Regions from separate parts of the Mus musculus genome. Here region 1 is linked to region 2. The links are chromatin contacts, found by Hi-C or POLR2A ChIA-PET in ENCODE. All regions are on one chromosome and are shown on one strand. The core of a region is the stretch at or near the end of the contact, and the rest is flanking DNA. Distances in the headings are between cores, read along the strand shown.

Region 1 (4,068 bases), core at 837-3,336, 41 kb after region 2:
CAACCCACAGGGTGAGAAACACTGCCCTACAGAGAACTAACAATAACTCAGTAATATTCTTTCCCAATACAAAATGTACCATGTCCCCATTTACCTAAAAAGGCATGCATTTTAAGGTATGCATAGTTTATTTAAAACAGCAAATCCAACACATTTAGATCAGAATTAATATATTCTTCAAATACTAACACTATCATTAAATAAAGTTCTTTTTAAAGAGGACAATGATCTGTATTTCAGTTGAACACGTTTTTATTAACTTATAACAAAACCCAGTACTCAAGCATTACCCAGTACAAATGCCTAGTATAATCCTAGCACTTGGGAGGTGAAGGCAGGAAGATCAGGGGTTCAATGTCACCTTCGGCTATATAGTGAGTTCTAATCTAACCTAGGCTACCTAAGAGCCTTTCTCAAAAAACCAAACCAACCACTCAACCATAGACCCCCCCCCCCAAAAAAAAAAAAAAACAAAAAACTCAAGGACTCAGGGTGTCACCAATAAACTAAGCTGGAAATAAACCTGCATCAAAACTACTCTACCCTGGAGGATATCCAGAGTCTTTTCTGAATTCTATTAGCTCTCTTATTCCACATTTACACTAATATATCACTAATATATGCTTGGTTTCAAAGCTACAAATGTTGAGCGGGATGGCGGTGCCCCCACTACTGCAAATAAAGTGTAAAAATACATGTATATAGCTGGGTTGTATGTGTCATACAGCCAGGTTGTGGTAGTACATGCCTTTAACACCAGTACTAGGGAGGTGGAGGCAGGCAGATCTCTGAGTTCCAGGCCAGCCTGGCCTACAAAGTGAGTTCAAGGACAGCCAGGGCTACACAGAGAAACCCTGTATCAAAAAACTAAAACAACAACAATAAGAAAACACGAATGTTTAGTCTTAAGGGAAAACATATTCTTTACAATGTTACATACAGTTCAACTTGTAATTTAGGAGTAAGACTATATAGTCTTTTATAGCTGTTAAGAACATGCATGTCTGGTGTCTTACAACCATTGGTAACTCCAGCTTCTTGGATTTGACACTCTCTTGCGGGATCCTCGCGCACCTGCACACACGTGCACAAATACACTGACACTCATACACATAAACAAGAATAAATCTTTAAAAAAGGACTATAGTTTTAATGTAGGCACACAGCTCTAAATAGGAGAAAGTCTCATTAGCATTTATCGCTCAGCAACAACGAACTTTTTTTTATTAGGCTGCAGACATTTTAAGAGTGCGATTTTTGGTGGAGGGTGGAGCAAACTCATCCGCAAAGCTACAGAGTGGACGGGAAGTAGTGGTTTTTAGGTATGTGCAAACTTGTGACGTGCAGTAGTAGATGCTTAATAAAGTGTGGGCCGAGTCCTGGGTGACATGTTCCCAGACTTTAGAGGGCAGCGACAGGAGCATGCTACCAGAACATTGTTAAAAGAGCGTATTCAAGCGAGAGTGGGTTGGCTCGAGGTGCTAGGCGCCCACGCGAGGCCCGACCCACGGCCTGCAGCATCGCACACTTACCAGGCCAGGCCCAGGGTCATCGCCAGAGACAGCAGGCTGAGCCCAGTGCGGGGGTCCGCCCAGCCCGCGTCCCCCCGCGCCTCGGGGTTTTTCCTGCCATCACTCCGCTTCTCGGGCTCAGGAGCAGCCACTTTGGGCCCCGGCTTCTTTCGGCTCTTCACTTCGGACATGTCTGGATCCCTGAAGATCTTGAAGCCAGGATGGCTTTGGAGGGGGGCCGTGGGACGTGGCTGCAGAGCAGCTTCGGAAGGCCACGCCCACCAAGGCTGTGCCCCGCCCTCAAGCGGCTGGCCCCGCCTCTGGATTCCGCTACCCGACTGAGTCTGCGGGAGACCCAAGCTCGCGGGTGCGCGCAGGTTGCGGAGAGGCGCGTAGAGGGGGCGGGGCCGAGAGTGCCACGTCTAGCTGGGCGCGAGCCCGCGGCTTAGCCCCACCCCACCGCGCATGCGAGAACGCTCAACCAGGGCTTGCGGTCACGCGCCGGGCGGGGCGCGCGCGCGCGGCCGCGGCGGCGGGCCCTGGGCGAGTGAATTTGCGTGCCCGGGCGCGCGCTGTGTGGACTGGGCGGGCCCAGCGGTGTTTGAGTGCTCCGCGGTCCTGAGGCAGAGACCAGGAGGCAGCTAGAGGAGCAGACGTCTCACTCCGCTCGCGGAAGGGTGTGAGAGGGGTGTGTGGGGGTCGGCAGCGAGGGGTGTGTGCCATCAGCCACCGGCGACGATCTGAGACAGTCGCAGCGGCTTTCCGAGCGGCGTCCGCTTCCCGCCCGGGCAGCTCCCGCCAGAGGGGTGAAGCGGCGACTGGAGTGGCCGTGCTTTTGTGCCCTGGGTCCCGGTACCCTCCCCTGGTGCGGCCCGAGGCAAGCCCACCGAGGTGACCACCCCTCGACGCCGCTTGGAGATCCCGGGCATCCACCCTGCGCCCCGAGCAGCTGATACCCAGGGAGGTGTCAGGACCTGCCCGGGGCGCGGGGTCGCCGGAAGCCAGGCGGGAGCCCCGGCTGCTTTCTGGCAATCTAGTCTCATAAGTGACCCTCCCTGGGCTGCTTTCTTTCGATTATCATCAGTGACCCTCCCCCGGCTGCTCTTCCCAGCACAACTCCGGTGCAAAGGCTTGGGTAAGTTTACTGCCTCGGTCTCACCTCCCCAAGCTCCTCTGGGCAGGCTCTTTGCAAGTTCTGTTGTAGCTCCCAGGGACTGAAAGATCAGGGGACGCGGGATGTTTGGTAATCATCCTCCTGCTCTTGTACCAGGAAGAGAAATTATCTAAGGAGGAAGTAGACCACTATTACTGTTTTCCTGGATAGACTTAGCCTTTATATTGTGGTCTGTATCTCGGACCAGTTTTGGCTTTCTGTTTTGTTGTGGCCACAAAGAGGTTGTGGCCCTGGGAATTTGCCCATAGTATTCCAGTTTGTGTAAAGTTTGAAAAAAGTTGTTTAAAATTTATATAATTTATGGCTGGGCATGGTGGTGCACGCCTTTAATCCTAGCACTCGGGAGGCAGAGGCAGGTGGATTTCTGAGTTCGAGGCCAGTCTGGTCTACAAAGTGAGTTCCAGGACAGCCAGGGCTATACAGAGAAACCCTGTCTCGAAAAACCAAAAAAAAAAAAAAAAAAAAAAAAAAAAAAAAACCAAAACAAAAAAAATATTATATATATATATATAATTTATGTATATGAGTTCAGTAAGGCTAGAGAAAATTGGAACTTAGTTGTCAAAGTGTTTTTTGTTTTTGTTTTTTTTTTTTTTTTTGGAGACAGGGTTTCTCTGTGTAGCCCTGGCTGTTCTGGAACTCACTCTGTAGACCAGGCTGGCCTTGAACTCAGAAATCCACCTGCCTCTGACTCCCAAGTGCTGGGATTAAAGGTGTGCTCCACCACTGCCCGGTAGAGTATTTGGTTTTTGCTTAATTATTGGACATAACCAAAAATCTTTTCATAACGGGGTTTCTCTGCATAGCCCTGGCTGTCCTGGAACTCACTTTGTAGACCAGGCTGGCCTCGAACTCAGAGATCCACCTGTCTCTGCCTCCGGAGTGCTGGGATTAAAGGCGTGGGCCACGATGCCCGGCTGAGAAACTTTTAGGAAACTAAAAATGTTAGTCTTGTTTCTGGTCATTTCTTTTTCTTTGATTTTCCTTTTTTCTTCAGTTAGTTTCATTCCAGTTGTGGGCGCACAAACGAATGACTTCTTTATTTTTGCAAGTGCAACATTTGATGTCTTAAAAAAATTTTTTTTTGAAGTTGAATGATTCTTGCCCTTCTTCGGCGCTCTGTATATTACTCTGTGCCTATTTCAGTTTTTGCACGTAGGACAGTCATCTTCTGATTATCTCTTTTTGTTGTGTATACACACACACACACACACACACACTCCTAATGAAGGAATGATTATGCATATTTAAGACATTCACACTTTACTACATTGGAGGGAGTTTTTGTCAGTGCTTTTACAACTTGCAAACATTCAAAACTGAACTTTATACCCGTGGAATAATTTTTGTTGTAATGTAGGGAAGTTGTTAGGAAATGAAAGT
Region 2 (3,738 bases), core at 169-2,668:
CATGCCTCCCCACCATGATGGACTCTTATCCCTCTGGAGGTGTAAGCCAAAATGATGTTTTATCATAGCAGCAGAAATATGGCTAATTTAAACCTCTTCAGTTTTTTATGAAAAATGTTTTATAAATTTCATCTTTAAAGGTTTTTTAAAAAATGGTGGTGGTGGTGGTGGTGGTGGTGGTGGTGGTCTGTGTGTGTGTGTGTGTGTGTGCATGAGTGCAGGTGCCTATAGAGGCCAGAAGATGGTGTCAGATCCCCTGGAGCTAGAATCAAGGTGGGTACTAGGAATCAAGTACCAGACCTCTGAAAGATGTTTTGTAAACATTTTTTTTTTTTTTACATCTTCTTGATGTTTCATAAACTCTAAAAGTATTTCTTCTATCCAGGACCAATTACATAATTTGAAGGACCTAGGGCAAAATGAATGAAAATGTCTTTTGTTTGTAAATGTTAAGAATTTTTAAAGGACACAGCAGAGCACTGACTGCAGAGGTAGACTTAGTATAACTACAATAGTCAATACAGGAGCCAGCTCTAGTGGTGTCTTGGGTTAGATAAAAAGGCTTAATAAAGATGAGATAAACGTCCCAGGAAAATGTTAAACGCAAGAATTACAACAGGTTTGATTGCTTCTAAACTCTCCCTCGTGGAACTTGGCCCCCGCTTGTTGACATCAGAGTGATGATGATCTTGTAAATGTCTGAAGTACACACAGTCCTGTCTTACACGCACACAGTTCATCGGTTACTTTCATGTCAGCGCATGCCTGTGCCTCCAGGAACGAAGCCTTGACTGACTGTTCTCAGGGGCCATGGACATTCTGTGAGGCAGAAGCAGTTTTATGTATTGTATGAGTTCTTCCTGTATATCCTTTCCACCAGAACTTGGTGGAAAATTTAGACATGCCTATGTCAAAAGTCAGTGTGATGGAATTTTTTTCTGAAAAGTCCGATGATGGCAGGAATTCCGATCAAAGATCTTGTAGTGATATCCTAGCTTCCATACCTGAATAACGTATCACTTAAGCATTCATGTCTTTAAAAGTTTATGCCCGCAATCACTTAAAGACATGTAAAAATTCCTGGCGCCAAGGAGAAAACACCGGAAGGTGAAGGGACAGAGTGAGTAGGTCACCTGCCCGTCCAAGGCCAAGACTACACTTTAAAAAAAAAAGGGGAGTGGGGGAGGAGGGCGCTTTGGATCTGCGCCTGCGCAGTAGGAATCCTCCTGCGCACTAGCAGGGCCGGAAGGGCTGGGGTTGGACGTGGGCGGGGATAGGGTTGCTAGGAGGACGCGATGACGTCCAGGTTCTGCGCTCCTCTCCGCAAATGAGAGGCGCGTGGCGCAGTGACGCTCTGCGTGCGTCACGGTGACGCCGCGCGAAGGGCACGGATCTTCGGGCCGGGAGGACATTCGGCCTCTGTGAGCCGCAACCTTGCCCAGCGAGCGGTTGGGTGTTCGCCATCTTAGGCAAGTGAGCGCGACCGGGCCTCGCCGCGGCGCGGAGCCTTGAGTCCCTTGTGGCCGCCGCCTTGGCCGTGGGCCCGGCCGGGCTTGGCGTCCCTGGGGAAGAAGCTGTGACCTCCTCAAGGGCGCAGAGCCGGGCATGTCTCGCGGGGCTCCGGTGACATTGCCCGGCGCCGGGTCTCTCTCACCTCCGCCCTCTGTCTCCCCCGCAGGAGGATGTTCTCGTCCGTAGCGCACCTGGCGCGGGCGAACCCCTTCAACGCGCCACACCTGCAGCTGGTGCACGATGGCCTGTCGGGTCCCCGCAGTCCCCCAGCTCCGCCCCGGCGTTCCCGCCACCTGGCCGCCGCCGCCGTGGAAGGTGAGGTCGCACCCTGCCCTGTGGGAGCGCTGGTTACATGCTGCCCCCCTGCTCTGCCTCCCGAGTCCTGGGCAGGAACTGGAGGTCGGGGAAGGACGCTTCAGCCCTGGACCCGAGGACCGGTCTCTCGCTGACCCTGGGATGGCAACTCTGACACCCTAGGCCGCTGTCGGATCCTTGGCCCTCCCTCAAGGGCGTGGAAGGGCCCAGGCCCAGCGCCACTCAGTGACCTCCGTGTCCCGAAGGGAGTAGAGGCAGAGAGGTGGTAACCAACTTCTTTATCTTCCCCCGTGAGCCCGCTTGGTCAGCCAAGTATACTGGGTAAAATCTCTTTTTAACCACTAGCCAGACACAGTTGCAACTCCATAACGTTTATTTGACTTGCCTTTTTAAAAATTACCTGGAAAACTCTCCTTTGATCTCCTTTCCCAAGTTTTATCTTTTCATTTAATTGTATATGAGGTAATGGGGTTGGGAATCTCTTCCTTTTGTGCTACTGGTTGGTGAAGGAGGTGACTTGCAGATTATATGAGGTGTGCATTCCTTTGAGTTTATGTTTTTGGGATTTGAGCTGGGTGACTCAATAACTGTATGTTTTAAATCCTAGTGGAACATAAGTACAAGAGAAACCCGAAAGCTGAATTATAGGCCTCAAGAGAAACGTTACCTACATTGTGTGTGTAAAACAGAAGTCCCCACCCACACCCCAGTCATTCATGTGCTTCATGCGTCTTAAACGTGATTAGAAAACTCCTTTTCACTATCTCCTATCGTTTTCCTCTGATTTCAAAAGCTAAAGCAAATCTTTGTATGTTTTTGACTGCAGGAACTAGGTATGACTTACTTAGTTCATAAGTGAGTAGTTGGTTAATAGCTGGAGCAAACGTTAAAGTTAGCAAGCTTTGCACATGTTAAGTGCTCTTTTTGATTTTGGGCTGTCCTTGGAGGGTGCTCTTAGTAACTGCCTTTAGTTGAAATTACCAATGCAGGAAGTTTTAGAAAATAGTATCTCACAGATACTAATAATTTTAGTGATCTGATTTGACAGTGACTTTCATGTCATTTACATTATATGAGAACTCATCTTTCTACCTAGTTGTGGCTGGTGGCTAAAGCTGCATACTAGTGATAGTACTATACCAAAAGGAAATAGTTTTTTTTTTTCCTTCCCCTCGACTTCCTTAGTCTCTGAAGAAATAATTGATCTTTTTTCTTCAATCAAACAGAGCAGTATAGCTGTGAATATGGATCTGGCAGATTCTTTCTCCTCTGTGGCCTCGGAGGAATTATTAGCTGTGGCACAACACATACAGCATTGGTTCCTCTAGATCTCATTAAATGCAGAATGCAGGTTTGTGTTGCATGCTGGACTAAAACGTTCTGTTGAAACGTGAGTTGTAAGATATAGACTGCTACTAACAAGCTGTGTGGAAACCTAATTGCCCAGGAGGTAAGTTGATGCACACTAATACGAGTCCATATTAAAATGCACGGTGTGTCTTGTCTTATTACAGAGTACAGTTGTGAATTTGGCTCCATGAAGTATTATGCACTGTGTGGCTTTGGTGGGGTCTTAAGTTGTGGGCTGACACACACTGCTGTTGTTCCCCTGGACTTAGTAAAGTGCCGCATGCAGGTTTGTATTGTTGGCATGAGTGGTTTTATTTATATTTTATTATTTGCTATGATAACATTTTGATTATGTAAGTTATATATGTTATGTGGGTGGGTAGGTGTGGAAATAAATAGACCACTTTTGGGAGTTCTTTACTTAAACCATAGGGAACCCAAGCATAGCACTCAGGTTGACAGGTTTGACAGGCAAGTGTCTGATACTGACCCGCTGTGTCTTGTGTATGTGATTTACCTTACTAATGCAAAGTTGTTTTAAACTAAAGTACAATTATATTA

The links. A loop is a pair of places that touch in the nucleus more often than their neighbours do. ChIA-PET counts read pairs that join two places held with the same protein, here RNA polymerase II (POLR2A).
Region 1: a map of gastrocnemius shows a loop between it and region 2 (4-fold over the local background). The contact joins the promoter of Apaf1 here to the promoter of Slc25a3 in region 2. A Hi-C loop is called at or near these places in 18 of 37 maps with a recorded cell type or tissue (T-helper 17 cell, T-helper 2 cell, adrenal gland and 5 more). POLR2A ChIA-PET finds 5 or more read pairs at or near these places in 3 of 5 experiments (Patski and embryonic stem cell).

What each region holds. Positions count from the first base shown.
Region 1 is chr10:91,080,761-91,084,828 of GRCm38, reverse strand. It overlaps Apaf1 (apoptotic peptidase activating factor 1), which reads left to right and starts at 2,086. Exons shown (of 27, transcript NM_009684.2): 1 at 2,086-2,646. Ikbip (IKBKB interacting protein) reads right to left here and starts at 1,790. Exons shown (of 3, transcript NM_026166.2): 1 at 1,533-1,790. The coding sequence starts at 1,702.
Region 2 is chr10:91,121,647-91,125,384 of GRCm38, reverse strand. Slc25a3 (solute carrier family 25 (mitochondrial carrier, phosphate carrier), member 3) reads left to right here and starts at 1,418. Exons shown (of 8, transcript NM_133668.4): 1 at 1,418-1,469; 2 at 1,679-1,827; 3 at 3,342-3,463. The coding sequence starts at 1,683.